Regions from separate parts of the Homo sapiens genome. Here region 1 is linked to region 2. The links are chromatin loops, found by intact Hi-C in ENCODE. Cell type or tissue: MCF 10A. All regions are shown on one strand. Each heading gives the region's core, and the rest is flanking DNA. Links, peaks and the distances in the headings are about the cores only. Region 1 holds the start of LINC02107 (long intergenic non-protein coding RNA 2107). Region 2 has its middle 46 kb from the start of LINC02119.

Evidence for each region. A loop is a pair of places that touch in the nucleus more often than their neighbours do. Peaks named below come from ENCODE experiments on the same cell type or tissue, not always from the same donor. Only the 100,000 strongest peaks of a DNase experiment are listed, where the experiment ranks them.
Region 1: a loop joins it to region 2, with 18 times the contacts of the local background. A loop is called at or near these places in 13 of 110 quality-filtered maps.

Annotation. Positions count from the first base shown.
Region 1 is chr5:38,017,534-38,033,475 of GRCh38, forward strand. It overlaps LINC02107 (long intergenic non-protein coding RNA 2107), which reads left to right and starts at 8,164. Exons shown (of 3, transcript NR_147009.1): 1 at 8,164-8,226; 2 at 11,354-11,523. In MCF 10A, for the core only: no CTCF peak of the experiment used is centred there; no DNase peak of the experiment used is centred there.
Region 2 is chr5:38,186,757-38,202,698 of GRCh38, forward strand. It overlaps the pseudogene PRDX4P2. Among named protein-coding and RNA genes, the nearest start is that of LINC02119, 46 kb to the left of the region's middle. In MCF 10A, for the core only: a CTCF peak has its summit at 6,545 (motif pointing left); a DNase peak (open chromatin) is centred at 6,535.

The DNA of each region.
Region 1 (15,942 bases), core at 3,758-11,757, 170 kb before region 2:
TAGGAGCAAGACCTGTGAGATAGACATTTGGAAATTTTTATTTCAGGATGGGGGAGATGCTGTTTGATAATTAATCATTCCCTTCCCTGTCATAAAGTCTGCAATAAAGACTTTATATTCTGTTACACAAAACCCTACTCACAAGGAATGTTGCTCCTACTCATTTCTTCCCTTTCCAATCTCATAATTAGCCTGGCCACCCCCAATTAATGACTTGGTTCTAGGTAACCCAAGCCATATGTGAAGAGCTTCCTTGCATATGCTTACTTGTGTGGCTGTCTCTGCCTAACAGACATTGGTATCAAATTCACCTTCTGACATGCAAAAAATGACCATTTCTTTCCTATCATTTTGCCCTGATTTGAAAATCCTCATGTCACTACCATCTTGTAGGGGAGAGATTTTACAAGCCTTTTATTTCAGGGACAAAACTCTTTTCTTTTGGGAAGCAGGTGAACCCCCATTGATAAACTTTAGAGGCCCCTGGCTAGCAGTGAACTGAATGGTGTTGATTTCAGTTTGTTTTCCATCTCATTTTTTGGAGAGCTTTACAAAGCCAATAGCATAGCTTTATGGGGCCGGAGCAGGAGCTAACGTTTTCTCTGCCAATGCCGTTTCCTATAAATCTTGCAAAGCCCCTTGCCACACTGTTTACAAAGATGCAGCATCAGAGCGCCAGAGCAAGGCTCGGATTTCTTTCCTGAAACTTCATTAAGTTGTAAGAAAAGCTCAGTGCAATTTTCATCCTTCTCCCATGAAGAGTTATTGTAAAAAGTGAAAACTACCACATGTGGCTAAGGAAAGGAGTAGTGGAGAGTGTGTGTGTTCCTGAGCCCGACACAAGTGCCTTTAATTTGCCAAGTGACAGTCATCCAAGCTCCCAAATAAATGGAATATTTCAGCCCCAATTCTCATCATTTCTTCCCTAAAAAATTCTATTCAAGTGTAAAACGAATATAAATCTTTCTCGACGATTAAAAAACGACAACAAACAGCTTCAGTTTTTCTTCCCCCAGCAAATGTTCCACTGGCACCTACGAAGAGGTGGGGACAGTCTCCAGAATGGAGAATTTTCTGGTTCTTGGCCATACCTGTCTGGTGGATGGGGTGGCAAAGAGGGGAGACTTGTGTTACTACTCCATTACTTCTTGGGAGGCAAAAGGAAGAGGAAGCGGCCAAGTGACTCTTCCATCCCCGAGCCAAACAGCTTCCCTGCCTGCCTGTCCAATTCCTCAGGCTTTAAGGGATGGAGGAGGTGGTTAAAATAGTACCTTGAAAATTTAAGGAACTCTTAGGGGATTTGCAAGCACTTCAATCCTTGTGTTCTCTTAGAGATGGGAGTAGAAGAGACCTTCCTGGTGAGTCTCTTAGTGTGGGGCAGGGAGCAGCAGGGACAGACAGTGGAGGTGAGTCTACATTGAGTGAAGCTGGAGTAGTTTCTGGAATCTTGAGCGAGTGTCTAGGAGCCTTGACAGGCAGCAGGCTGGTTGATGTGGCTGTGGGAGACAAGGCTGAGGCCTGATTCCAGCACTCCCTGACGCTGCAGGTGGTGGTTGGATACCTTCCTTAGTCAACTTCTATCCTCACCTCTGATCTGGAAAATAGGGATGACACCATCAAACTACTCAGGATTTCCACCACTAATGACTACCTAGGACTTGCAATAGGAAACGTTGACTGTTTTGACCATTTGTAAGCCTGACTTCCCAGATCTGGGGGCTCGCCCAAATGTCTCCATTTACTAAGCTTTTTGCAGGCCCTTCCAGGCCTTAGGGTCTAAAGCCTGACAATGCTCTGACAAGACTTTCTGCAGGCTTGGCTAGTTCTTGTGGGACTATGAACACACAAAGTGAAGGCCAATTGTATATGTGCAGTTTTGCTCCTTATAGAGAAGCCTGAGTTATTAACTAGGAAAGAAATGGAAGAAATGTCTTAATTTTTTAGAAACTTGGCTTTTTCCCTGGTTGTTTCTTCCCTTTGGGTGTCAGTTGTCTTTTGGCTTTGTCAACCAAAAGAAAAGATTCAATGTGTTAATTTGAAAAAATCTTTAATAAGAAAAAAAGACAATTTTTATACATCGTTATTTGCCTGTGAGTCAGATATTGTCTCTTGGCTGACTGCAATATTTACTGTTTCTACAGCAAATGTCCTGCTGCCTTGTGTGATTTTGTTAGCAACCGACTTCAAATCTATTTGAGCATATTCTTTGCTGCTCTTTAACCATTGTCCTAAGAACCAAGCCCTCTATTTGTCATTTGCATTTTTTTTTTTGAGATGGAGTTTCGCTTTTGTTGCCCAGGCTGGAGTGCAATGGGGCTGTTTCAGCTCACTGCAACCTCCACTTCCTGAGTTCAAGTGATTCTCCTGCCTCAGCCTCCCTAGTAGCTGGGATTACAGGCACGCACCCCTACGTCTGGTTAATTTTTGTATTTTCAGTAGAGACAGGGTTTCAGCATGTTGGCCAGGCTGGCCACAAACTCCTGACCTCAGGTGATCTGCCCGCCTCAGCTTCCCAAAGTGCTGGGATTACAGGCGTGAGCCACGGTGCCTGGCCAGTCATTTGCATTTTGGAGCACATTCTCTGTGAATATGGGCTCCCTTCCTCTTTCGCTCTCAATTTCTGCTGGTCCTGCCTCACTTGACCTGTTGGGCAGAAACCAACCTCATAAAGGAAATCAACAGCAGACATTTAATACAACCTTCTTATGATGCTTGGAGCAGGATTAACATCTCCTGCATAGATGACTGAAGAGTGATTTTGCAAAACTGTGCTTTGTGTAGCTGCTGTTTGAACGCACATGGCTTCCCATGAAGTGAGGGACACATGCACCAAGATGGGCTCCTGCTGCATTTCTGGATGTGTCCTCTCTAATGCTCAGTCTACTCCTAGCAGTGTGACCTTTGCTGCCTCTGCCATTCCACCCCCAGCTCGGTTGGGGGAGCTAGATGAGGGTTCAGAATAAGAAAATGTCTCATTGTGGCATCTTCCTATCTTGTGTCTCTCCAAATAACAGGGTGCTAAAAATGTGGCAGTTCCCAGAAGTCAGAGTGTGGGAATGATGCTAACGGTGGAAATGCTCTGAGATTCCTTGATTTCTCTCATTTTATCCAACCCCTGCCTCCCTACTCCCATCCATCCCCACATCCTGGTATAGCAAGGCTGAATTACAACATGGCAAGACACGTCCTTCTGGGACTGTTTACAAGGCTGCACTACTAGGAGGATATTCAACATAGATCTAACCCAAGTGAGTACTCATTTTAATGAGTAATTTTACAGAGGAGGGAATGGGCTCTTAAGGGGTTAAATGGCTTGTCCAGGGTAGACACTGTCAGTTGTAGGCAGGACTGCGCCCATTTGACTCCCAGGCTTGTGTTCTTTTTTACAAAAAGTGTTCTTTTATCCTACCTCCTAACAAGTTAGGCTCTGTGCAACAGTTACCATGAGGCAAATTCAATTCCACTTGAGGGAAGTCCATTTTGTTTGGGTATCAGCAAAACTCGCAATATTAAGAAAAGCCTAGAAATGTAAGTCTGCATTAATTTAAAATGTTAAGCACTTTGGAAGGCCGAGGCAGGCAGATCACTTGAGGTCAGGAGTTGGAGACCAGCCTGGCCAACATGGAGAAACCCTGTCTCTACTAAAAATTCAAAAATTAGCTGGGTGTGGTGGTGCACACCTGTAATCCCAGCTCTCAGGAGGCTGAGGCAGGAGAATCGCTTGAGCCTGGGAGGCAGAAGTTGCAGTGAGCCTAGATGGTGTCACTGCACTCCAGCCTGGGCGGCAGAGCAAGACTCTGTCCCAAAAATAAATAAATAAATAGTAAATAAAATGTTAAGCAACACTGACACTTCTGAGGAGCTCTGTGGTGCTCTTTGTGTTCATTACCATGTCTGTAAGCCTTGTATTTGAGTGGGATGGTTGTTTCATGCCTGAAGGGTGGTGTAACTTTGTGCGTCTATACTTCTAAAAAGAATGTACTGAGAGTTTAAAGCCTTTCTGGGATAAAGTTGAAGCCTTTATACCCAATGCATTATTTTCTTTCAGATACTATGGCCAATGATGCCCATTCACCCTTTGTTTCTCCCTCCCTCATTCCTTCCTTCCCTCCCTCCCTCTCTTCCTTCCTTCCTTCCTTCTTCCTTCCTTCCCTCCTTCCTTCCTTCCCTCCTTCCTTCCTTCCTTCTTTCCTACCTTTTTTATTTTCCTTCTTCCTTTCTATTCTCCTTCCCCTTCCTTCTCCTCTATCTCTTCTACTTCTTATCTTTCCTTTCTTTGATAAAAGAATGGTTGAGAGTGAATTGTCAAGACAAAGCCATAGAGTATGATTCAATCAATGCTAACCACCCTCAAATAAAACGCTATTTACTAATCTCCTAGATTAAATGAACAAAGAAACAAACAAAAAAACCCAACCTTGGAAAAAGAAGGTATGTAGCAAAGATATAAATAGGCATCTACCTAAGATTATAACATTCTGACTTCTTAAAGGCATTCTTATGAAGAAAACATGAGCTTGGATGACATGATGATGAAGTAGACAAGATTTATATCTACTTTATTCCTACATCCCCTCAATTTTGAGTCCAGATCTGAGACTCCCATGGGTATAAAAATGTGCAGGGGAGTAATCTAGCTTCCCAAAATTCAAAAAACACAATAGCCAATCTAGCATGACATCTTTCCTAACTTTCCTTAAGAGTCTAGACATGGTCTCATAGGAGTGACACCAGTTGTTATAGGCCAGAGGGCAAAACCCCATTTGGATTTTATTGCTAAGATGCCTCAGGACAGAATTTGTTCTGGTCAGGCTGAAATAAGAAAAGGAATTAATATTAAGGAGTTGGAAGTGTGAAACTGAGCTCGCGTCTAAGGAACACAAATACATTCCAGAGAGACTGAAAGATGCTAATTTTCTCATGAAATGTGGCGTGGGACCTATCCCCTTTTCAGCTAGGTTTATCATATAGAAGTAGGTGTGTGGCGGGGGTTGGGGGGGTGTATGTGTTGTCTTTTCTAGAAACCTCTTTCTTGTTTTTTTGAGGTTAATTAAAACCATATTTGATAATATGAAAATAGCTCTAACCATGATGGTTTTCATCAATTCAGGGCCTTTCAAGTATTCTCCTGGCATTCTGAGACTAAAGGTGTCATGATCACCCTAAGCCATTTGGAAATTGTCATGGCAAATTGTGCAGTAAGTACTTCCTTGTGAATTTATGAATCTCATCAGATTTCGGAATGTGCTGATCTCAGAGGTGAGGGCAGGGATCCGAGCCTGACTGCTTCACTGCTCATCCGTGGCTTCCTTTTATCTTCCTTTCCAGTGCAGAGCTCCAAAGAGTTTTTCAAAGCCCATTAGACTGCCCGATGACATTCTTAACAGAAGAAGGAACAGTGTTTGTTTAGTTGAATTAGGGGAAGTCTCCTGTGGCCAGTGAAGTTTTATTGAGCCATTTCTAGAAGAACTAAAAAAATCAAGTGGGCTTCTTTGTTTTGTGCTTTATTGTTTATTTACATTTGCTTGAAAAGGTAATCTGCACAGGTTTGATGTCAGCTGGGAAGTGGGACACCATTCGTAAGACAGACAGGAGGACTCTGGGGGAGAAAATATTTGGATAGACAGACCACTTGGTTGAAATGGAAAGAGGGAGTCAGAGAATTTCATTATGTCAGTAATGGGCTTTAGTGGCACTTTCTGAGTGTATAATGTGTTGGGTAGTGAAGGTTTGCTGGGGGGTCGAAGAAGCAATTGCCAGCAAAAGCAAGATGTGCCAGATGGAAAAAAAAAAAAAACATAGGGAGAAGATTAGTTAGCTTTATCAATAAGGAAAAGTTGGGATAGAACAAAAGCACAATAGCACTGTATCACATAGCCAAAATTATCATAGAGGTATAGATGTGTGTGTGCACATGTGTGTGTGTGGGTGAGTGCATGTATGCATGTGTGCAAATGCGTATTCACTATATATGTGTGTGTGTGTGTGTGTGTTGAACCTAACTTACTGAATACTTGCCATGCACCGGGCACTGTTCTGGAGTGGTTCAAATCTCATGACTCTTTGTCCTCCGAGTGGCACTTTGCTTTAGGTAAACATGTTTGAGCCTCAGGTGCAGGATTTCCCTTGCTTGCCTTCAGGGGAATTTAAAGAAATAATAAAGCAGAAAGTCTACAACTCTACCTGGTATGGGATTTAATGAAACTACTCTCATCGATCTCATTTTATAGAAACACAGAGAAGTTAAGTTTGTCCAAAGTCACATGGTTAGTAAGTGGAATTGGTAGGATTTGCCCCAGAAAGTGCGGGGCCAGAACAGTGCTGCTTTGCTGCCATAGTAGCACTTTCCCTCTCTACAGGCACTCCTTAGTTTTCTCTGTTTGTCAATATGCCAAAAGTGCACGTAAAATGATGTTCGTGGAAGTATAATTTATATAGCACATTATTGGAAAATACCTGAATGTTCCACTAGAGGGAATTGGTTAAATACATTTTGGTATGTTCGTGTGAGAGGGCACTATACAGCTGTTAAAAATAATATTCTCAAAGAATATATGTGACTACTAGGCTTAACTAGGTTATGTTACATGGAAAAAGCAGGCAGCAAATCTGTATGTATAATTTGATGCTAATTTTGTTTTTTAAAACTACTGTGAAGGGAAAAATGGAGACAATCTAACTGTATATGAGAAGAATGAGTAATAAACTGTGGCTTAGTCATTCAATGGAATACTACATCTAGTTCAACTGAATGAAAATAATCTCCATGGATCAACTTGGGTAAGTCTTAAAACATAATGCTGACTGAAAAAAGCAAGGTACAAAAGAATACATATGGCATTGTATCACTTATGCAAAAATCTAAAATGTACAAAAGTAATATACATTTTATGAATCTAATTGCATAGTAAAGGTCAGGTGCAGTGGCTCACACCTGTAGTCCCAGAACTTTGGGGGTCCGAGGTGGGCGGATCACTTGAGGCCAGGAGTTTGAGACCAGCCTGGTCAACATGGCAAAACCCCATCTCTACTAAAAATATTAAAAAATTACCCAGGCAGGGTGGCCCACGGCTGTAAGCCCAGCTACTCAGGTGGCTGAGACAGGAGAATTGCTGGAACCCAGGAGGTGCAGGTTGCAGTGAGCCGAGATTACACCACTGCACTCCAGCCTGGGCAACAGAGTGAGACTCTCTCTCTCTCTCTCTATATATATATATATAGATAGATAGATAGATAGATAGATAGATAGATAGATAGAAACATTTTTGTACTTTTACTGTATATATATATATATGTATATATATATAACAGAATGAGACTGTCTCTGTATATATATATATATAGAAACGTTTTTGTACTTTTACTGTATATATATACAGTACTTTTTGTAATATATATACAGTATATATATTCGTATCTATATACAGTATATATATTCGTATCTATATATATACAGTATATATATTCGTATCTATATATATACAGTATATATATTTGTATCTATATATATACAGTAAAAGTACAAAAACGTTTCTATCTATATATATAGAGTAAAAGTACGGAAACATTCACAGGATCTATACACACCAGCTTTAGGATAGCACTTCTTCATTTCCTTTAGGAATGAGAAAGAATTAGATGAGTTTCAGCTGGATCCATTTTATTTCTAAAGGAGAGAACTGAGCAAATGTGGTAAAATGTTAACATTTGTTAAATCTGAGTGGCGCATCCCTAGGTTTCTTTTATACTGCTTTCTGTATGTTTGGAACATTTTATAATTAAAATTTGTCTGTGTGATATATAATAAGGGTACACACGTGGAAGAGGTTAGCGGGCATCAAAACATAAAGAGCGACTATGTTGGAAAAGTATAGTGCAAACTTATTTTCTTTAAGTTTTTCTGTATTTTTTAAATCTATATAGTAAGTGTGATATAAGAAATAAAAGCAAGACACGTCTTTTTAGGAAGCATCAATGTTGTAGGCAAAGAGTGCTGCAGTGGAATATGGAATCTGCTTCTATGTGACACTGGTTGATTCGCGTAGGCACTTTGTAGCAGTAGATACTTTGCAGCAGTTTCCTCACCTGCACGGTGGTTTTATGGGCCGAATGCTCACTAAACTGACTTATTCTTCCCGGTAACCTGCATACAGACCTCCCAGGCCCTGGCGTGAAGGTGGCACTGTGACTAGCTCTTGCCGATGGAATGGGAGGAGTCAGTTAGAAGTAAGTATGCCTGCTCTGACGTTTCTCTCTGCCTTCTGTCTGCTGTGTGGATGAAGTCTGGGGCATCCTGAAACCCTTTGTTGAGATGGGGGAGCCACAGCAGGGGAGGACCTGGATCCCCACGTATCACCACAGGTGTGACAGAGGCCCAACCAGAAACGTACCCCTTGAATTTTGTGAGAGCAAGAAGTAAACGTTTGGGCTTGTTTGTTATAGCAGGTAGACTACTCTGACCAATACAGGCTCCATCTGTCAGATCCCTTCAAGTTCTGATACTCTATGAATGCCAGAGGCCCTTGGTTTAAAGCTGTCTCTCCATTCATTTATCTCTTGATGAAGTTCACTTGTCTCAGGGACAGACTTATCTAAACCAGAAATTTGGACATGTCCAAAAGAAATAAACTGCTGTAATAACAAGTGAGTTGAAAAGATAAAGGACAGTAGCCAGAAGACCAGGGGAAAATCCAGAACTGAGTAAGTCTGGGCTGTACATGGCTTGAGACTAAGGACAAGAACTTGAACATTTTTTGATCTCTTTATAACCCCCCAGTCTTATATATTGTAATCACTTAATCAATACCTGTTGGATAAATGAATACATGTGTAGGAAGCTGCTATCAGTGATAACCACATACCTTGAAAAGCCACTGCTGCATAATTTCTAGAATTATTAACCTTTTAGTTTTGTGAAGGGGGTAAGAGCACATGATCTGGACTCGGAGGGGTCAGGCAGGCTGGGTGAGAATCCTGGCTCTGCCTCTTCCTTAGCCTTTCCAAGCCTGTTTTCTTAGGCATAAAATAGGGATAAAAATGCTATAAAGCCCATAGTCATTTTGAGGATTAAAGGAGTTAGGTAATGCAGGTGAAGCACAGGCCTGCCCCACAGTTGAGTAACTTGGATTTATGACATAAATTCACGGTGATCCTAAGTTAAATCAAGATAAGACTCTTGCTGGGCGCAGTGGCTCATGCCTGTAAACCCAGCACTTTGGGAGACTGAGACAGAAGGATTGTCTGAAGCCAGGAGTTTGAGACCATCCTGGGCAACATAGCGAGACCCTGTCTGTACAAAAAAAAATGTAAAAATTAATCAGGCATTATGGTGTGTACCTGTAATCCCAGCTACTTGGGAGGCTGAGGTGGGAGAATCACTTGAGCTCAGGAGTTTGAGGCTGCAGTGAGCTATGATTGTGCCACTGCACTCCAGCCAGGGTAACAAAGCAAGACCTCTGTCTCTAAAACAAAACAAAAACAAAAACAAAAACAAAAACAAAAACAAAAACAAAAAATATGACTCTCTACCTCTCCTTACCTAGTTCTCCCATAGGCACTATCTAAGTCAGCACAGGTGTTGGCCTTGACAAGATTAGCATTGCATTGGTAGAATGCTCCAAAATGGCCTCATTAAAGCATCATTACATCATACTTGCTGAAGTAATCAATGATTCTCATGGAACAAGAGCACAGGAGGTGAGAGAGCACTGTTTCCTAATGCAGACGGCCTTCAGGATCACTTCCTGGCTGAATGACCTAGAGAAGGGGACGCGAGTACACCCGTTTCATTTTCTCATCTCTGAAGTCGGGGGAGAACACCTGCCAGCCGTGCCGTTTATTGTGGGGGTGAAACCAGTGTTCCTGAAGCTCATGGCCTGGCACAGAAGGGTGCTCCTGGGTGTCATTTCTCCCTCTTCATGTCACCTCTTTGAAACCCAGCCCTAGTTGAAGCTCAGATGATATTTCTCTAGTTTTTATACAGAACACTGTGGTTTTGGTAAAATTCACATTTTGGGAAGCATTCCCACCACCTCCCCGTCTCCAACCTCCATTTACTTGAAGGGAAATGGAATCTATCTGGTTTTGATTCATTTACACTCCACTTGTTAGCATTGGTTTGTAAGCATCAGCCAACATCCGAGTAACTCTTGGAACCTTGTTCTAAAGGCTGCATTTTCAAGTCTAGGAAGTTTATTTTTCTTTCTTCTTTTTAAAAAAATGCTAAAAGGAAACTGGACTTCAGTACTAGTTTGAGTTTGGGTTTATTTTCTGTGTATGACTGGCTTCCAACAAATTTGGTTAAAAAATACACTTTGCCATTGCAGGTTTTACAATTTCAGCTCAATTGAATTTACTCTTGAAAAAAGTTTTCATATTCTAACCCAAGGGAAAGCTTTTGTGTTCTGTTGCTGTTTTGCTGGATCATGGAATTGTTAACTTTTCAAGATTTTTGGTTTGCCACTCAAATGAAAAAAAAAAAAAATGAAGACCTTTACTGCGTATTTGCATGGTATTGGCTTTCTGTTGACCATTTGCATGGTATTGGCTTTCTGTTGACCTTATCTTTATTTGATTTGGTAGAGGGTTTTGGTAGAAATTGGTAAGAAGTTTCATTCATGAAGACAGACTTGGGAAATTACATGTAATTATCCAAGCCTATACTCAACAAGAGGAAAAACAGAAAGAAGTTGGATGCTTCCCTTGGAGTGGAGGGTTTCTCAGAGGTTTCTACTGAGCAGGACACTCACTCTCTACCGTATCATTTTACCCACCAGGCCTGTATAATAAACACAACCTTAAGACAGTGCAGTCTACTTTCCGTCGTGTAGTAATAGGCTTCATCTGCTATTTCTAGCTAACAATTGTTCATTGTTCATGTTGCCTCAAGGTTTAGAAACCGGAACTTCTCCCTGGTTCCCAGGAAATTGAAAACAAAGAAGGAGGTAATTTCCACGTGTATAGCAGCCACTCCATTTGCTAAAGGTCTCAAGTCGGTTATCTGTGTTTTTTAGATGAGTCTGTAACAGATTTGATTTTTGTGTAAATCTCAGACAGGAGATAAAGTCTTCTCTTGAATTTCCATTTAGGTTGTTTGTTTGAGGCTCAAATGAGCTTTCTGGACAGACTTGGTAAGTATTGTTAAGTTTGACTAAAGTACCCATTTGTGATTTCATAAGGGGATCAGTAAATCTTAATCTTCTAGTCCTCTACCTTGCTACTGTCTAGAGCCAGTGCATAAAATGTCACAGTGATAATTTTTACCTCCATCTTAATTATGAACATTTTAAGCTAAGGGAGCTAAGGGAGACAGACTCATAAGTATCAAATTGGTTTTCTTTGTTCCTATACCCAGATTTTCATATGGTCAAAATACCCATGGAATATATGAGTGGCAGCAGTAAACAATCCTTGAAGTTCTTGCTTGTTTAACTTGACTGTTGGTGATGCCCAATGAGGCCCTGTCTGCTCCAAGCAAATTACATAAAAAAGATGTGAATAAAAACTCATCAAATACTAACAGAGGTGAGATCTGGGAGGAGTGGAATTACATTTATGGTCTGTTTGTTTTCTTTTTCTTACTTTTCTGAATTTTTATACAGTGAGTATATGTGTGTATGTGTGTGTGTATTTTAAGTTTTTGTTTACAAAAGAGATAAGTACATATGTTTGTTTTTTTAAAAAATCAAGCTATAAAGAAGTGTATAGAGTAAAATACATAAGTTTTTTTTATTCATCCTCTAACCACACTCTGCTTTCTAGAGATCATAATTGGTTTGTGTGTAAATTTCCAGACCTTTTCTCTGTTTTACCTGTGTAATTGTTAACATCATATTGAAAGCATGAGATTCCATACAGTACAGGTAGAAAACAGTTTCCCCTTGCTGTCTCTATAACTATAATATGCAGATTCATTCTCACACTCTTGGACAATCATGTAGAATAACAACTCTTCCAGTCCCTTCAAGTCCCACCCATCACCCCAGGCACTCTGGCTCTTGGTGCATCTAGTGGGTTCCCGCGGCTTGTGGGCAGCCGCTGACAGATGCAGGTGCTGGCTGGGGAGAGTAAAAGCTTGCCCTCCACCCAGTAGGTGTGTGTGTGTGAATGTGATCAAGAGATAGGAAGGTTATGGGTGGAGTGTTGTCAACCTCTCTACAGGTGGGGCCCTTTTCAAGACCATCCTGGCTGGCTCCCTTGCATATGGCCTAAGGGCAAGACTGATGCACTCTGGCTCCTGCTGCTGGGAGATGTGCAGTCTGCTGCACTGCAGCTCTCTCAGTACCTGGGCCTGTCTGCTGCACTGCAGCTCTCTCAGTGCCTGGGCCTCCGCACGCAATTTGCAGCCTCTTGCTAGTAGACGATCTTTGGTCTTGAATCAAGTGCCAGTCTACACTTGGCAGACTCCAGCATTCAGGGAGATCTCCTTGAAACCTCTCTTACTTAGAAAGAGGTAAAGGTGGAAACACCACCACACCCTGAAAAATCATTCCAAAGGAATTCTTTCAGCATTTTCAGTTTCAGTCCTTTTATAGCCTTGAGGCGAGTGATGGGCTAATGGTTGCAGTTGTCTCCTTTGCAAGTCCTGTCTAGGTGGTCTAGAAACTCATTTTAAAATGTGAGACCACTAATTGCCTCTTGCTTTGTTCTGGGTCTTCTGGGGCCTTAGACAAAGCTGAAAAAGAGTCTCCTTTTCACATTTTGTTATAGACCTAGGTAAATCATTGTTTTTCCATAAGTTGGAACATATTAATATTCTGTAAGTTGCTGTCTTAATTGTCAATATATCAGTCTTTTCATATCGGAAGATGTTGAACTGTCTCATTCTTTTTAATGGCAGTGTATTGGGTAGATAAACTAGTCCATTGGGTAGGTAAACCAGAGTTTATGTAACCATTTCTCTTTTGATAGGCTAATTCTAATTTTTGGCTTTTACAAGTAATGCCACTATAAATAATTTTTAAATTCACATGAGTGTGTCTGTGTGTGTGTCTGTGTGTGTGTGTGTGTGTGTGTGTATATACATGAAGTGTAGCCAAAGGTAGGTACTAGAAAAATTTTGCTAGATACTACCAAAGTGACTCCAGGAGAGTTGTATGAATTTCTGCTTTCTTCAGCAGTGCTTAAGAGTGAACATTTCCCCACACCCTCACTACATATTTTCATTGTTTTTAATCTTTGCCGTTTTAGAGGCTAACAGTGACCTTGTTATTTTATTCTATTATTTTCTTGATTACTAATAAGGTGAGATATTTTTTCTCACTTTTGTCCATTTGTATCTGTGCTCCGTGAATTGCCTATCACATATCCTTCATCCAGTTTGGGGTTCTGGGTCTTTCTCAGCACCTTGTAGTTTAAATAAGGAGAAGATGTCAAAATAATGAAGCAAAGACAGATTGTAGTGACTTGCTGAGAACCCTGGTCCCACTCCATGGGGACAAGAAATGGTGGAAGTTCTACGGCTCAGACTATATCACTTGTTCCCCTCAAAACTGTTTGCAAGTCTGAATCTGAAACATAGGCTAAGTCTTCTCTTCCTTCAAACTGACAAATATACTTTTATTAATAAAATTTTAGCCAATTCCTTGTATTTGACTGAGAGCGTGTACAAACTTATTTTGAATCTGAAGCCTAATGGGTTGTATTTATGCCTCTTTGTCTCTTCTTAATTCTACACATATTAAAAATTACTAAAGCCATATTGGATTTCAAGAAAAAAACCAAAGGAGATTTTTCAGAGCACCTAGCAGCCATGGCAACATGCCTTTACAAGGGGCATGTACTCTGTTAAAAAATATTCCACTTACAGGTAATGACAGACATTTGCCAAACAGCCCCAAGCTAACCCAAGAAAGAATGGGCAGATGGTTTGAGGTGTGTCAGGAATAGGATTTACAAAATAAGATTATGGTTATGCTGGAAAGTAACAGCAATGGTTGTAAACAAATGGAACAGACCTACTTTTTGCCACGGGGCAGAGGAAGAAAGGGGTTTTGCATTGCTGCTTGTGAACTAGTGTTGGCTCACTTAGATACACAGCTCTCTGGGATTTTATGTATGTTGTTAGGCACTTGTATAAGACACATGACTGGGCCTCCAATTGAGTTTCTTCTGATCTGAAGCAGGGAAACTTCATTCTAGTTCTAGAAGCCCCTGCTGGTGTTGGCCCTGTCTTGGTTGTGTCTGGCAAATGAATCTGCATCCTTCTCCACGTGAATTTAACTATCATACCAGTTACGAACTATCAGTTGAGAAGACACTGGAGAGAACCAGCCTGTTTATTCCTGAATGTATATTTTTGACTGTGGGAATTAGAGTTATAACAGAGGAAGGTACAGAACACCTCCCAATATGATTGATCTATTTGCTCATCAGCCCAAATCCTGGACCTTGAAGTGGTAATGAATGAGTCTGCCTCTGCCCTGAATTTAAAAATCTCAGCTCTCTCTTTTCCAATTAAATTAAGATTTAGAAAGATAGTGCTTCCTCTCTTGGGAGAATTTGGGCATTTTCCAAGGGAAAAGAGAGAGGGTTGTCAAAGGGGATTTGTTGACAATGACATGAGAAGAAGGTGATGACAAAGAAAGACTGAAGGTCTCAGACTTTGGGATGGGGTCGAAGCTCTCTCACCTGGTTAGGAACTGTCACCATGCAAGTGAAGGGTGGAATTTGGCTTTTAGAATATATTTCCATTAGCTCTGGAGTTTGACAGCTAGCTCCCAATGGCAGCAAAGCATGTGAGGCCTCCAAGTTGGCAAGGCTGATCTCTGACTAATGGGGAAAAATTACCCAATTAGAATTAGCAATCTTGCATCACTGATCAGAATCCTTACATTACCCTTCATGTGGGGGAAAAGAACGAGACCTTCAAAAGGAGTTGGACTGGTTTTAACATGGCCTGTTGGTCACTGAGACAGGAAATATTTAACATGGATTAGATGCATTTGGAATTTGTTTGACTTGTCTTGAGCCTAAGGTTTCCAGGTATTAGTGGTATTGAGCACTCATTTAGTGCTTTTATGTATTTTTTAAAAAGTGCCCTCTCATTATTTCTAGGTAGATACAATTGGCCCTGTTTGATCTTGTTTATTTGTACTGGATTTTTCAACTTAACACTTTTGGAGAAGTGGAATCTCTTGAGTCTTAAGCTAGGAAAACCAGTCTTGGATGAGTGTCCCAAAAGAGAACGGTGTTCTTATCATGAATTGATCCCAGATGGATTCTGGAATGAAAGGATTAACAATGATGTAAAAATGGCCTAAGCACGTGATAGTATACAACAGTGAGTCTTTGAAAGTAGGCTTGGCCACAGCCACGTATGTCTTCAGAGCTGGAGGTTAGATACCATTTACTTTGGACTTTGGATGGCATATGGTGGTCGGAATGATTTAAAAATGTTAAATTAGGCTGTTGTTGAAAGATGGCATAATTTGAGAACAGATGCAGCAAAACGAAACAATGAACTTGCCTTCCTCATAAATGATGTCAGAAATGAGAAGCTGAGGGCCATAGGCCAGGACAGAGGAGACTTAGCTTCTTTATCTTGTCTTCTTAGATTGTGTTGAGAAATCCTGTTCTTGAGCATGTGCTACTGTGTCTTTTGGAAGACAATAATAGCTGGGCAGAGGAAAATGTTGTGGCTTTTTGACCCCTCTCTGACCAGGACAACAAATATAATGACAATAATAAAAATACCCAGAGCACATCTTTATTTATCTCTTCATGGGAAGTTGTAAGACTGAAAGGGGCTTTTATTTAGTGGGTTCTACCAGTGGGAAGATATTCAGACAACACTGAACCCACACATTTGACTCTGGACCAGAGGCCGCATGTCTGACCCCAGGTAACTGGGGTATCCTGAGCAGACTGCAGGGTTAGATGGAATGATCTCTTCTCTATTGTCTATTGTGATCTGTATACTTACAATGAATTTTTCAAGACTCA
Region 2 (15,942 bases), core at 2,716-10,715:
AAAATGGCATGATTATCTCAGTTAATCCAGAAAAAACATTTCACAAAATTTAACAACTTTCATGATAAAAACATTCAACACACTAGTAATAGAAGAAAACTACTTCAACATAATAAAGTCATATATGAAAACCCCACAGCTAACATCATACTCAATGATGGATACATAGAGAACTCCTACAACTCAGTAACAAAAACCAAATAACTCAATTAAAAAAATGATCAAAGGACTTCAGCAGACATTTATCTAAAGAAAATAAACAAATGACCAACAGCATATTCACAGATGCTCAACATCACTAATCATTAGGAAAATGCAAAGCAAAACCAGAGTGAGATATTACCTCACCCCCATTAGGATGGCCACCATAAAAAAAAACAGGAAAACAAATGTTGATGAGGATGTAGAGTAATTGGAACCCTTGTTCCAATTGTAACAGGAGAAGAAACAGGCTTCAGCAGTGCAATCCTGAAGACAAAACACTGTTGGTGGGATTGTAAAATGGTGCAGCATGATGGAAAACAGTATAGAGATTACTTGAAAAATTAAAAATAGAATTGCCATATGATTCAGCAATCCCACTTCTGAGAATTTTTACAAAAGAACTGAAAACAGGATCTCGAAGAGACATTTGCACACCCATATTCATTGTAGCATTCTTCATAATTGCCAAGATGTGGAAGCAACCTAAAAGCCATCGGTAGAATGAATAGATAAAGAAAATGTGGCATATACACAAAATGGAATATCATTCAGCTTTTAAAAAGAAGGAAGTCCTAGTACATGCTACAACAAGGTTCATACCTTAAAGACATTAGGTTAAATGAAATAAGCCAATCACAAAAAAAGACAAATATTGCCTGATTCCACTTCTGTAAAGTGTCTAAAGTAATCAAACTCATAGAAACAGAAAGTCAAATGGTGGTTGCCAGAGGCTGGGGACACAGGGAACCAGGAGCTATTCAATGGGTATAGGGTTTCAGTCATGCCGAATGAACTTTCTAGAGCTCTGTTTGTTATACAACAATGTGCATGGCATATAGTTAACAATACTGTACACTAGAAAATGGTTAAGAGGGTAAGCTTATGTGTTTTCTGGCTGCAATTTAGACAAAAAACACGATGAAAGCAAGGGCCAGAGTGACGGGATGACATGCCCACCATCAGGAAGTTGGCCAAATCCAGATCATTGGCATTTTTCCTGCCTCTTGTCACCTCCTCTTGTCCTGATTTCTGTTTTATTTGTAACAGCATTTCAGAAATGTGAGATGGGCTTTAGAGATGATTGCTCTAGAAGAGAATCAATTCTTTGTTGAACCGTGATGTCTCCACTTTAAATGTTTACCTGTATCTTTGTGGTTTGCTCCTTACACTTCAACTGGCTTTTAAATTGAGTTTGTGGTTGTATTGTAAATAATTATACATTAATATTGCACTCGGCTTTTGCTGCCTTTCAAGCACAGAGCTCAAGGTCCTTCTGAGGCAGTTAAAATTCAGGATTTGCTTACCAGATGAAATGGAAGCTACATTATGGGGAGAAAAATTTGAGACCTAGAAAGGGTAAAGAACTTATCTAACATTACAATGCCATTTTTGTTTGGAGGGGAACAAGTTTCAAGTTTAAATCATTTAAAGCTTCTCCACCCTCCCCTCAGGTCACAGGACAATGATTTGCTTCACACTTTAGCTGTAGAAAGTAAAATGTAGGAAATAGAGAAGTTTTAATACCAGTGGGCCCACATTTTGCCCTTGGAAATGCCCTCCTCCCCACCAGCCTGTGTTCTACTCTGACCACATTTCCCTGGCTCTGACACCTTTCTGCATATTTTCATAACTTTGGGGTAACTGAGACTTTGAGATGAGTGGGAGCATGGGAAACAGTCCCCAGAGGAGGAATTTCTGCTTGTTGAAAATGAGAAGCGCCCGCAAATGGAACTTAACAGCAAAAGGTGTCCTGAGTCATCATTCAGTCCTCGCTGTGGCAGTCATAATTCATGATATCCTGAGCCCTTCATAGGTTCCTGAGAATAACGATGGCTGCCTCCTTAGGCACCCATTTGCCAGGCACGGGGCACAGCTGGGCAGACAGCCCCCCTCTGGGAATTGAAGCTGGGCACCTGGTCAGCTGGCCTGGTTCTGCTCAGGTTCTTGGCTGAGAAAACAGAGACTGCCAGTTCTTTATACCATCTTCCCTGATTATTTGCTTTTTTTTCCGTGAACATGTCTAAGGAGGGTTCCAGAAAATATGTAACTCTGCAACACATAGAGAGGGCAGACAGCTAGCACAGGGGGGTCTGGGCTGGAGGCTTCTCCAAGGCCCTGCTGCCTAGCCACAGACAAGTGGCCTGAGCCCCCGGAGCCCTGGGCCTCTGAGGGTTGTCCGCTGGGTGCCTGTTGAGCCCCTGGATCTGTGTGTTTGGGGCTCCCTACTGGCCGGGGACTCTCGCCTTGCATTCCTTGCCTTGATCCGCCTCTGGGCCTCCCGTCTGACCTCCGGGGCCTGGGTGTTGGCCCGGATTTATGACCCTGAGCTTCTTTTTATCTCTTCGGGAAGTAAACGTTTTGGTTGGAAAGTTTTTCAATTTCCTCCTGGCCTGGACCAAACCGCTCATATTTCCAAGGGCAAGATTCCCCTCTCCTCACAGGTTCTTGTGCCCTGAAGTGTAATTAGGAGCCTCACTCCACCTGCAGACAGGCTCCTGCAAATGCTTTGATGGTGGTGACCACGACAAAGACAGCAGGCTGCTCTATGCTTACCCAAACCTCACATTTGCGGAGTAGAGTTATTGGTTTTTTTTGTTTGTTTGTTTTTAGCAGCTGTAGACACAAGCCACTCCCCTGCAGACCTCCTCCTCTGATTCCCAAAGGAAAAGACCTTTCCAAAATGTATATGAGAGGCAGGGGCACAAGTTCTTGAAGCTGGATGACCGTTGATTGCCTTCCCCTAAGTGTGCCCTACAAGACAATTACAAACTCTCTTGAGCCACAGTCTCTCAGGAGAGGGCTAGAAACCAATACTTTTACCGAGTGTCCCAGGTCCTTCTGCTGCACCCGAAAGCTTTAGAACTGCTGCTGTAGAAACTGTGCAGCAGATGGAATGGGGCAAAGCGAATCTTAGTCCTCTTGCTTTTAATCCCCTTGAAACCCTAAGCATTGTTCTCAAGAAAAGAACATGAACCCAGGACAGTTCAGCCATGTCGCATATTGGGCCTCTCACCAATAACAGTGCTCCATGGTTTTATTTATTTTTTTGCCGAAAGTTTCCATCCAATTACACACGCATCTTTTTTTCTCCTCCACAGTGTCCCATCCTTCCAACTCCCATACTCACCCTCCCAAGCAGTTTCCCTCTTAGCCTGGTCCCCAACACGATGTCATTTGAAAGTCAGGGCATCCCTTTTATACCGTCGTGAATATCTTCCAATCTGATGGGTCCTTTTATCCTGAAACGCTTCACCCGCTTTCCACCCCAGCATAACTTCACCCACCACTGAAGTACCGCCAGCCGGCTCAGGAGGGTGAGCGGCAGCTGTTGCCCTGTTTAGGGCAGGAAGTGAAGAAGAACATGATATTCAATTAAAACTGCAGGGGGAATTCAGCGAGACAGCAGGGTCTAATGGAGACTGATGGCCTGGGAGACCAGCCGGTCTGAGTTCCATTCCCATCTCTGCCACCGGCTCACAGGGGTGACCTTGGGTCTGTCACTAAAACTTTCTGGGCCTTCGTTTCATCTGAAAAATGGTAGTGATGATACCTGCATCCTCACAGGAATAGTTACGAGGATTAGGGAGATTAGAAAAATACACAGGGCTCTTTTGATCCCTTTAAAGTCAGCAGTGAAGGATGGATGGATGCAGAAAGCGGTCTTAGGCTAAGTAGAATTGGCTGCCAACAACAGGATGTGATTTGAGGTGTAATCAAAAGTCGGCCGGTGCTGAGATAGCTCCCCTAGCAGCCTGTGAGCTGCTCTGAAATCCCACTGCTGGACTAGAGAGCCAGGCTAAAACACAAGTGTGACAAGTCGCAGCAATAACATACCATCAGCCTTTGCATGAGTTAGCTGGAGTAGGTTGCTGGTTTCCCAGGAGAAAAAAAAAATGGGCCCTGAGTGATTGAGGCCCTAGAACAGGTAACTATGACTGACGGAGAGTTTAGATAGAAAGAATGCAGGAGCTCAGAGTCAGGGGAACTGTGGTTAGGGACTTTGTGGGGAGCAGAGTGGTGTGAGGAGAGTGCCAGAGCCATGGAGAATGTTAATTACAGAAGCTGATTTTCAAAGTACTACAATAGGCCTGGCGCAGTGGCTCACACCTGTAATCCTAGCACTTTGGGAGGCTGAGGCAGGCAGATCACTTGAGGCCAGGAGTTCAAGGCCAGCCTGACCAACATGGCAAAACCCTGTCTCTACTAAAAATACAAAAATTAGCTGGGCGTGGTGGCATGCACCTGTGATCCCAGCTACTCAGGAGGCTGAGGCAGGAGAATAGCTTGAACCTGGGAGGCACAGGTCACAGTGAGCCGAGATTGTGCCATTGCATTCCAGCCTTGGTGACAGAGCAAGACCCTGTCTAAAAAAAAAAAAAAAAAAACAAAACACTACAATAAATGTTAGATCATTCGTCCCAGTAAGAGCCTTCCCTAGGCAATGTCTGATGTCTAACTTTCATGTAAGACACTGTAGACATCACTTCTTACTAACCTTTGCTCTTTATAAAACTGGCGATCCTACATTATGTGTTCATGACACCAAGAAAAAGCATTGCCCTCGTGAAAGTGCTATGATGATGATGATTGCAGCTGTGCGGGCCAGTATTATCATTTCAATTTCAGTCGGTACCCATTTGTTGAGTGTCATCACACTAGGGAGGATGGTGGGGGAGGAACAGCATGGGATTTGGCGTCCTGGGGCTTGGGTTGGATTCCCAGCTCTGTCACTTTGTTCTGGAACCTTGGATACTTAAGCTTTCAGGGATCCAGTTTCAGCTGGTAAATTGGGATAACAGACCTACCTCACATGCTTTCCAGAGGATCAGATGAGGTGATGCAGTGTGAAAAAGCCATGCTGGATGTGACAGAGGGCTACACAAAGGTGAGCTGCTGTCTAAATCAGGACAGGCTGGGGTCTGCTGCTGTAACAAACAAACAGTAACCTGACATTTCAATGGCTGCATGTCAGCCACAAGTCAGCCTAGGGGGCACTCTGCTCATCAGAGTCACACAGGGACACAGGCTCCTGGAGGAGCCCTTAGCTGCCTGCTCAGGAAAAAAATATGGTAGAGTCTGCATTGGCTCTGAAAGCTTCTGCTTACCTTTCATTAGCCACAGAAAGTCACATGGCCACATCGACTTCCAGTGAGCAGGGAAGTGCCATCCTATCATGTGTCAGAAGGAGATAGAGTTGGAATATTTATTCACAGCCTATGACCCGAACAGTTGCTACTCTACAAGGCTGGATAAGATGTGGTCCTTGTCCTCAAGACGCTTACCAGAGCTCACCTCAAGATCCCTACCCAGGGGTTTTGGAAACATCTCCAGGAAAGTGTACCCTCTTCTTTCTGCCATGGATCCCTGCCCCTGCCTGCCCACCACACGGCCAGGGCCTCATCACTTCTAGCTACCACATGAATGGCTTTGCTAAAAGCAGCTAGAACACCCACATGCTTCCCTGGCCTCTGCCACTCTTGTTGTAAAATAACCTCCAAGGCCTCTTTTTCGGAGCTTGTGCCTTCCCTTTGTCCTTCACCCAGATGTTGAGGAGAGGTGCCCAGGTGGCCAGGTTCGTGACGATCCCCCAGGCTGCAGCTAATTGCACCATGCTTGAATGCAGCTGGGAGGAACAGCTCTTTGCTTGCCTGGAGCCCTTCTTGTACCAGATGTCTGCGGACCTTCCCACCGCCCAAGCTCAGGTCTTACTGCCTTTAGGGAAAGAATGAAACAGGAAAGCTTAGCTCATTTGGTGTCTCTCACCCCAGGTTAGAACCATCTTTCTGTTCTTCTGCTGGAGCAGAGACATCTCTGTAGCTCCCTTCTCCATCACCCAGAGATTCCTGGGGTGGCCTGAGACTCACCAAAGCCTTTTTCTTCCTTCCTCTTGAGTGGTGTCCCTTCTCCTTGGACACTTTAGTTGGAGTCCTGAGAGAGAGAATGAAAGAGTTTAATGCAATACTATTAGTAATAACAATAAATATAATAGGTTACCATGTGCTAGGCTCTGTTCTGAGTGCCTTGCATATATTAACTGATTAAATGTTCACAAGAAGCCTATGAAGTAGGTATTATTAATAGTCCCACTTTAGAAATGAGGAAGAAACGCGCTCAGAGAGGTTATGTAGGTTGTTGAAGGTCACACAGCTAATACGTGGCAGAGCTGCGATTTAACCAAGACCGTGTGACTACAAAGCTCATACAGATCTGTTTTTATCATGGCAATTAGGTCTACAGTGGTTGAGAGAGATGGTTGAGGTTACAGATGGCAAGGGCGCCTTTATTCCTGGTGCTGGCAAAATGGCCTTCCCGGTGTATTAGGAGGTCGTGCCTGCCCTCTGCTGGTCGTGAATGAGCATTGCCACTCAGAGGATGTGGACGAGAACCCGCCGGCAAAGCACTTCACAGGTATTTCAAAGAGAGTAAACAGGCAAATAAACTTGCAGCTTACATGCAGCAGCGGCATATTGACTATTTCTTTCCCTCTGGTTTGGTGTGTTTTACATTTGTTTTTTTCTCCTGGAAAAAAAAAAAAGAGGAATAAAAAGCAAACAGGCAGCTCTCCACCTCTGAGAACAAGCAGAAGAAAACCACAATTATGCAACTATCAAATAACAAGTCTATGTGTTTATTGTCTCATGGAGATTGTAATGTAGTACTAGATGCCCAAAATGTCATCCTAAACAGATGTAAAGGCACATTTTTGGTCGTTCATAACTAAGTTAGGGTAAAATAGTTTCCTAAGTTAATCAGGGTATTCTTCCACTATCGAACGTTGCATGCAAAAAGATTCTTCATTTAAAAAAGTTCAGCTGTTTTGAATTATCTATGTTCAAATAGAAATTTTGTGTCCCTTTCTGATTTGCTGTAGAAAGACAAAGGTGGCCATCTCTGACTAGGCTGCAGTGCAAGTCAGCCGGAGACATAGCACATAGCACATTACAGGGACCCAAGATTTTTGGGCTTATAGTAGTGACTACTCTTAAGGGGACAATCTGGCTTCTTCGAAGGCCCCCAGCCAAGAGGACCCCTTCAGACAAGTCAGTCCTGCCCACTAAATCTTTATGGGGAGGGGAGTAGAAGGGAGAGGAAACACTGCCACGAAAATCTAATCCTGAAAACTGTCCCTGGGGATTAACCAGCTGAAGCCAAGTATTAGTTCTCACACTGCTATAAAGAACACCTGAGATTGGGTAATTTATAAAGGAAAGAGGTTTAATTGACTCAGAGTTCCACATGGTTGGGAAGGCCTCAGGAAACTTACAATCATGGCAGGAGGTGAAGGGGAAGCAAGTCACATCTTACTTGGCGGCAGGAGAGGGAGACAGAGAGAGGAAATTTACAATCATGGCTGGAGGTGAAGGGGAAGCAAGGCACGTCTTACCTGGTGGCAGGATAGGGCAAGAGAGCAAATAGGGAAGTGCTACTTTTAAACAAATCTCATGAGAACTCACTCATGATCACAAGAACACCGTGGAGGAAACCTCCCCCATGATCCAATCACCTCCTACTGGGTCCCTCCTTGGATTACAATTTGAGATGAGATTTGGGTGGGGACACAGAGCCAAACCATATCAAGCCCCTTGTAACAGGTACGTGACCTGAGGAGTCATGGCCTCTAAAGGTTGGATCTTCAGCTCCCAGACAGAGAATTGTCAGCATTCGTAGTTCTTAACTTGGATATTTAAAGTTTCCCTCTCTGAGAAGTTTGAGCAAGTTACAGGACATAGGTCACACCCACAGCAAAACTTTCATTGATCAGGGCTCTTGTGTGTATTTTTCACCCCCTGCCAACACACTCTACTTAAGTAAATGTGAAAACCTCAAGAAAACTGCTGATCAGAAGATTCAGTAAAGCGGACCTACTTTCAGGACATACCTTAGGATCTGTGCATATTCAGATATCCTGCATACCATGCTTGGACCAGGTACATTTATATCACGACCTTGGCTAACTTTTTCTCATCTATGCTCACTGCTTCAAATAATCGCCTCAACATGGGGCACTTGCAAGTCTGCTTCCTTACTGCTGCCTCTGTCCTGGGATCTGGATTGGCGTTTCCAACTGCCTGATGGGTAGCTCCATCTAGATGTCCCCCCAGGACCCGCAAGCAGCATGTCCAGATCTGACCCAAGCATCCCATCCCTGAAAGTCCCCTTGAATGCTTTATTTCTTTTAACGTCATCACAATTCTCCTTGGGATTCCAGCTCAAAGCCCCAAACTCCTCCACTTTGCCTCATGCTCTGTCCCACCAAATGGACCTGGCCAGCTGCGATTCTCTCCTACCTCTGTGCCTTCTTGACCTCCCCCTGTCCTGACTCCCTCCTGGCATGATGTCCTGGACAAGGGGGAGTTTCAGAGCCAGACATGGGTTCAAATCCCAGCTCCATTATTTATTGCATATCTGAATGTGGACTTTTTCCCTTAATTTATTCGAGCCTCATCTGTAAAATTGAAACAAATATGTACCTCGTAAAAGTAATTGTGAGATCAATCAGATAATATAGATTAAATGCCTGGTATAGGGTGAATGTTAAATATATGTTATTTTTCTACCCTCTCATTCAGGCTTCATTATTTCTCACGGGGGCTAACTTTGAGTAGCCTCCTAATTCATCCTTGCCTCTTTGCTCTCCATCACAAGCACTGATTGCATATCCACTACTTGCCAGGCACTGGGCTAGTCACCAGGAAGAGAAACATTAAACAAGTCCACAAGGCCCTGCCCCTGTGAGGCTTACAATTCAATGGAGAAAGTAACATTCTCTCCTTCCTGTGATTTATTGTCACTCTTGTACCTGATGGATCTTGCTTAAGCACAGATTACATGTCATTTTTCTACTCAAGACTGTTAGTGGCAGCCCATTTCCCATCTCATGAGATATCTTTCTTTGGCTGGCATTTAAGCCCTTCTGAATTAATAAAGTTCTCATTTGCTTTTGTAGCCCAATTTCCTTCCACTGCCCCTATGTATATCCTCCTTTCTGTCCAAGTAGAATTACTTGTCAATCCCAGTATAATGGACATTTGTCTTTTTAAAAACTACCGATCCTTGTGGGACATCTTTTCTGTTTCAGAGAAATCTCCATGAGTGAGTCTTGGTGAAAGGCAGAAACTCACAGTCCTTCTCTTTACTCGGTGGATACCAGCATGTAAGCAAATAAACCGGGCTCAGCCAGTCAAAAACTCTACTCAAGATTCTGAGTTTTGGGAAAGTGACACAGTATCAGAAGACACACGCAGAGTATTTAACTCGAGAGACTTCAGTGAAGAGAATATTTACAGAGGTATAGTCAGGGTTAGAAAAACAAACAAAAGATGGTGAAGTTCCTCTGTCCCAGGACTAGCAATGCCCTTGGGGTTCACTTATAAAGATGAATGTTGATAAATGCTTATGTACTGAAACAAAACAGAAAATTGTGGTACTTTTCTCATTTTATCTGCAACAATCTAGGGAGTCACATAAGAATGTGTTCTCAGGCCGGGTGCAGTGGCTCATGCCTGTAATCCCAGCACTTTGGAAGGCCGAGGCAGGCAGATCACTTCAGGCCGGGAGTCAAGACCAGCCTGGCTAAAATGATGAAACCTTGTCTCTACTAAAAATATAAAAACTACCCAGGTGTGGTGGCGCACCCCTGCAATCCCAGTTACTTCAGAAGCTGAGGCACGAGAATCGCTTGAGCCTGAGAGGTGGAGGCTGCAGTGAACTGAGATCTCGTCGCCACTGCACTCCAGCCTGGGCAACAGAGTAAGACTCTGTCTCAAAAAAAAAAGAATGTTTTCCCAGGTTGCCTGGCCAAAGAGGGAAGGGCATGATTTTAGCCTGGACCGGACTTACCAGTACAGGTGCACCTACCAGTGACTTTAGTTCCAGCATTTGAAAGTGATCTCAGTTGTTGGCTTGGTGAATAGATTGAAGCCACTAAGTGATATTATGAGATCAATTTCTTAACATTAAGTAGAAAAAGAAGTCAAAAAATCTTGAGAGATGGGAATGCTGGAGTGAATGTAGCCTGTTTGACCAGGACCTATCCCTCTGAGTTTCTGGAGAGGACCCAAAAAGGCCTTTGCTAAGGCCTTTGGCAATAACACTGGAGAGGAGACCTGCCATCTTTGAACAGTGCTTTCGTGGCTGTTTGGGGTAGGCTGGGTATGCTAGCAGAAGGTGCTACAGTTGAAACAGGTTCTCTGTTTCCAGTGGGGTTGGGGAGCTGGTTGGGAAGTGATGGGGGCAGAGGAGAAGCACTTATCCAGCAGAGACAATGGGGGTGTATTTACTGTGGTAGGCAGCAGAGTTGACTCGGTAATGCGAATAATTTAGCTATCAAGGATCTTTGGCAGAAGCTAAGCGATCCTGAAGGTCCATGGGTATATGAGTAATTCATCAAGTTCCTACTGGATTTGCATAGCTAAAAAGAACTCTCAGGGTGAGAGGCTGTGGATTTGCCAAAATTTGTGTAGTATAAACTCATGGCCAAGAAAGAAGAACACTAAAGCAGCCACCACCCTCTCAATCTCTGACCTCCATGAGGAAATGAGAGGCTTGAGGACTGTGGATAGCAGTGCCACTTTCACATGGGCAGATGATTAAACACTGAGAGGCATCAGTTCATACTTGACCCTACCTGCACTTCAGCAAAACCAAAATTCAAATTACTGAGGAGGAGCAGCTGTGATCAATGGAGAACTTAAAGTGCTCAATTTAAATGGGTAATGTGGAAAATGTCTATTTTTTCCTTGATTTTACATGTATGTGTCCAACTAAAATAATCAATTTTAGTGACAAAATTGAGAACTTAGACCACTAAACACTGAAGTGATCCATGCCTTGCTGATTCACAGTTTACCCATTTAGTATGAAGTCCCACCCCTCGCAAACAAAGAGGACTGGAGCCCGGGGAAAATTTCATTTCTTTCAGATTTTATCCATCAGATCTTAAAGTGCTATGGTGATGTATCTGGAGAACTCAGGCCACAGTCTTAGAGGTTTCTTCACTATTGATGAAAAAGGAATCCAAAGGTAGTTTAGAATGGATGACCCTCCTGTTAGCAGAGTAGTAAATAAAATACTGTATTGGAGTCAAGTGTCCCCGTACACTGACCAGTATGGAAAAGTCTGTCCTGTTGGAAACCTGGTGGTAAAACAAAAATCTCCTACTTTAAAGTATTTTGATAAACTAAACTGAAGAACTAAATGGGAAACTTCACTTTCAGGCCCTGATGCCTAATTTGAAAATTATCAGTAACTTCATCCCATGAGATATTAAATAAACACATAACTTCCAGATTATGTGACCATGTGTCTGATGGAAGCTAAGCCACTATGGCAGAAAGTGACGACAGATAGGGCCCTGGGCAGTACATAAAGAAGTTGGAACACCAAGGTAGGACTGCCATAATACCTCAAGGACAAGAATCGGTCCTTCCTCCTAGTTTTCCAAAGATAACTGAAGACCACTTACCATGGTAACTGAGTACCAGGGAAAGATTATTTTGACATTGACTCTAAACTAACAAATTGTTAGAGATTGGAGAAGGGGCTTATGGAGACCATGAGATTAGTGACGTTTTGCCCAAATCCACTTCAAATATGGCTTCATGAGATCCCCATCATACCTGGTTGTTTCACCAGTCCCTAGGCATATAGTTAAAATCAATATTTAACAGTTAGAAGAATCCTCACTTGTGAAGAAAGATATTTCATGGCAGGAAGGACCCAAAGAAAATGGCTGGAGGGCTCTACCAAAATATTAAAAAAAAAAAAAAAAAGAAAGAAAGCAAACGTTTCTGGGAAGTGGGGGAAGGAGGAATGTACCCATGCAGATTAGTGCTAATTGGAAGGTGCAGGCCAGGCGCGGTGGCTCACGCCTGTAATCCCAGCACTTTGGGAGTCCGAGGCAGGCGCTTCACGAGGGCAGGAGATCGAGACCATCCTGGCTGACACAGTGAAACCCCGTCTCTACTAAAAATAAAAAAATTAGCTGGGCATGGTGGCGGGCGCCTGTAGTCCCAGCTACTCGGGAGGCTGAGGCAGGAGAATGGCGAAAACCCAGGAGGCGGAGCTTACAGTGAGCTGAGATGGCACTGCTGCACTCCAGCCTGGGCGACAGAGTGAGACTCCGTCTCAAAAAAAAAAAAAAAGAAAGAAAAGAAAAAGAAAAGGAAGGTGCAGGGATGGTGACCCTTCAAAATAAGGATAGTAATATTGTTTATCTCGTAGAGCTATCGTGATGATTAAATGAGTTAATACATGCACGATGAAAATGATAATCACAAAACAAATGCTAGCTACTCCTTTTGCAATTATTATACTTGTAACTCCTATTTAACCCTGCATAGGGATATGCAGAAGACAAATGACCTTCAAGCATTATTATAGGTTATTTTAAGCATAATTAGGTGTGGTAAGATTCAGGACCTAGAGAGTAGAGGAATAATCCTCCTCCCCAAATACAAGGTCTTTTTACTTCAATTTGCTTGGGAAATTCAATGGGCTAGGGCATGTCAATATATCTCCTCCTGGGTGAAGGCACATCCCTGTACCCGACACCTCCTACCAAGAGGCAAAAAGCTAGGCACGCCTCTTTGGATTTTGAGTGGGGTGTGAGTTATATTTGCATTGTGCTGCTCTGAATCACTTTTAGCTAATTTAACTTAGTGTAAGATACCCAAACAAGAGACAGTTCTCCATCTGATCTAGCAGTACCACTCAACTTTCTGATTCAGGAGTCCAGTGGATCTTGAAGTATTTGCAGCAGTTTGAGTTTCTGTGAGGAGCCTATTGCAACCCCCAACAGGAGATCACAGCAAAGGCCCTGAGAGTCTTTGAGCAAAGCTATTCTATTTCAATCAACAACTATTTTCTTTTGAGGACTTGCTACGGAGCCTTAGTAGAAAGTGAACCCCTGACGACAAAACATCAAGTGGCCATGTAACCTGGTTGCTTATCGTGAACTAACTGTGTTATTTGATCCAACTAATCATAAAGTCAGTTGTGCCCAGCAGTGTGGGCACGAAACGTCAGGTGGCCATGTAACGTGGCTGCCTATCATCAACTGTTATTTGATCCAACTAACCACAAAGTCAGATGTACCCATCAGTGTTCCACCATCAAATGCAAGTGGTAGATATGGGACTAGGCCTGAGCAGCTTCTGAAGGCACAAGGAATTTGCAGAAGTGGGCAGCTCACACTGCCAGCTTGCTGGAATCTACATGACCCTCAGCTCACACCTCTGATGTCATGGGGAGTTTGCTAAGAACAGGCCACCACAGAAACATGAATCATTGGTTTAGAGCTGGTGCACATGATGTGCAGGTCCTGGTTATATAGAGATTGTTGTGGCTTTAAAACCCCACTTGGTGTGGCCCTGAAGGACAATAGGGAAGGAAAATCTTTCTGGGAGCAAAACTTAAGGCTGTACATAACCATGTCATTCATTTTGCCTGGAAGAAGAGAGAGCTTGAATTATGACAAACCAATTCACAAGCAGCAGTTAATAATTTGTCCAGATTGAGACTTGACATGTTGTTGGTAGGTTGGTAACAATGAGGTTGGGTATGTGTCTCCTGAATTGGGCCTGGAATGTGAGAGTACTTGTCTCCCGTGATGATGGTCACAAAAGGACTTCATGCCAAGGTGGGTCCTTCCCCCACCACCTCAATGCTTGTTTAATCAGTTCCTGAACTTGTAACTATGGCAACAGGCATGGAGGCTATGTAGGGACTCCCTGAAGGGATCAACCCTCTGTCTGTCCAGGTAGATTACACCAAGCCCTTTCTAAGATGGAGGAGCTAGTGATTGTCTTCACTGGAATATAAGATTTTCTGAATTTGCATTTGCTCCTCTTGATAGATTCTGAACAAACTTGCATCTACCAGTGTCACCATCAATGGGCATACTGAGTAACTCATGATCTTCCACATCATAATGCTTTTGACCAAAAGGAGCTTACTTCTCAGTGGAGAAAGTAAAGTAATGGCAGAGGCTCAAGGGACTCTCTAGTTGTGGTAGATTGGGTGGCTCCCCACCAATTTTAGTGTCCCTCTTTGCCTGAGGATTACACATGCACGCCCTGTTAAGCCCATGGAAGGCCATGTGACTTGCTTTGGCCAATAAAATGTAAGTGTGAGTGGAAGTAATGTGTGTCACTTTCAAGCAGCAGCTCTTGAGCCAGCATATGGTTTCCTGTCATGAGACCAACAATGCTCCAGAAAGAGGCTGCTCCATCCACCTGTGTCCCAGAGTAAAGATGTCATGAAGCAGAGGTGAACAGTCCCATGCACAGTGAATGAGAAAGAAACATCCATTGTTTATCACTGCAGCATGACTTGTCTATGCAGACTACTCATGCTCTCCTCTTTTTCTCTTTCTTTATTTTTCTCATTTCTTTCTTTCTCTTTCTTCTTTTTTCTTCTTCCTCTCTCTTTCTCTTTCTTTCTTTCCTTCCTTCCTTCCTTCCTTCCTTCCTTCCTTCTCCTTAATTTCTCTTTCTTTCCCTTGTTTCTCATTTCTACTAGCAGGTATCAGTAGACTCTATGTGCTGGTCTTTGGCAGATACAGCATGGAGCCTTCTTCCTGGTCCCAGCACTAGCCACACCATGCCCCGCCTGGCAAACTAGTGCTGTCATCCAATGCTGCCCATCAGGGGTGCTCCAGTGCTGCGGTTCCAAGACAGTGCTCTGTGGTTCCAGGAGTGTCCCCAGTGGCAGCCCCTCTTTGGCAGTCCCAAATAGCTGGGTGGCATTCCTGGAAGTGCCACGGAATGAGCTCCTGGCTGTGGATGGAACCACCTTATCTTTGTTTCTGCATTTGTAGGGATGGGAATATCTTCCTTCAGATACTCATCTCTGGGTTAGGCAACCCAGAGCCCTTCAGGTTTTGCTTTCTTTGCCCAGTCATTGTTTTTGTAACTAATTCCTGGAATTAAATCCTTCATGTTAGAAGTATTTAGCTTGTTTTCTTGATTGAATCCTGAACAATGCATGACCCTTTCCTTTAAAGCACATCCCTAATGCCTTTTCCTCCATGAAGTCTTATCCGAGCTCCCATCTAGAGGTAATCTATTAACTATTTACAATTATTTGACATTTTTAGAGTTTTTTGGCATTTGTAACTCCATTTTGTATGAAATTCACTTATTTTGTCCTGCCCAACTTCCATTACATTATGAACACATTGAAAGCAGTCACTGCATCTTCATAATGGTTGTGTTTTCTTCAGCAACTAGCTCAGTCCCAAAAACTCAGTTGATATTCTCAGCACATGTGGGTTGATTTGAATTGACGTTTCAAATGGAAACCCACAGTCTTAACAATGTCTTCAGCTTTCAAAAATTCTGTTTGTTTTCTATGCTGTAATAGATTAAATCAGAAGTAAAACAAAAATAACTGTGGGTGAATTGCAGAAAATGTTTTATTCAATGATTTCCCAAAGAGCAATGAAAATATTTGCACATCCTATTTCCCACACTCACTCATTCATCCACTTAAAATGATGCTTTCCAATTTAATAAAGCATTTTCACAAACATTATCTTATTTAAACCTCACATTGAGAATGTAAAATAGAAATGAATGCCCTCACTTCACACAGTCTTAAATGGCAGAGCTGGGTTCCTACCCCAGACCTTCTAACTCAAAAGTCCAGCACTCACCTTACCTTTTGCTTGAAGCTGGGGTTCTGGTCAGCCAAGAATTATAATTCACTAATTCTTTTCTCACTGCTAATAAATGCCAT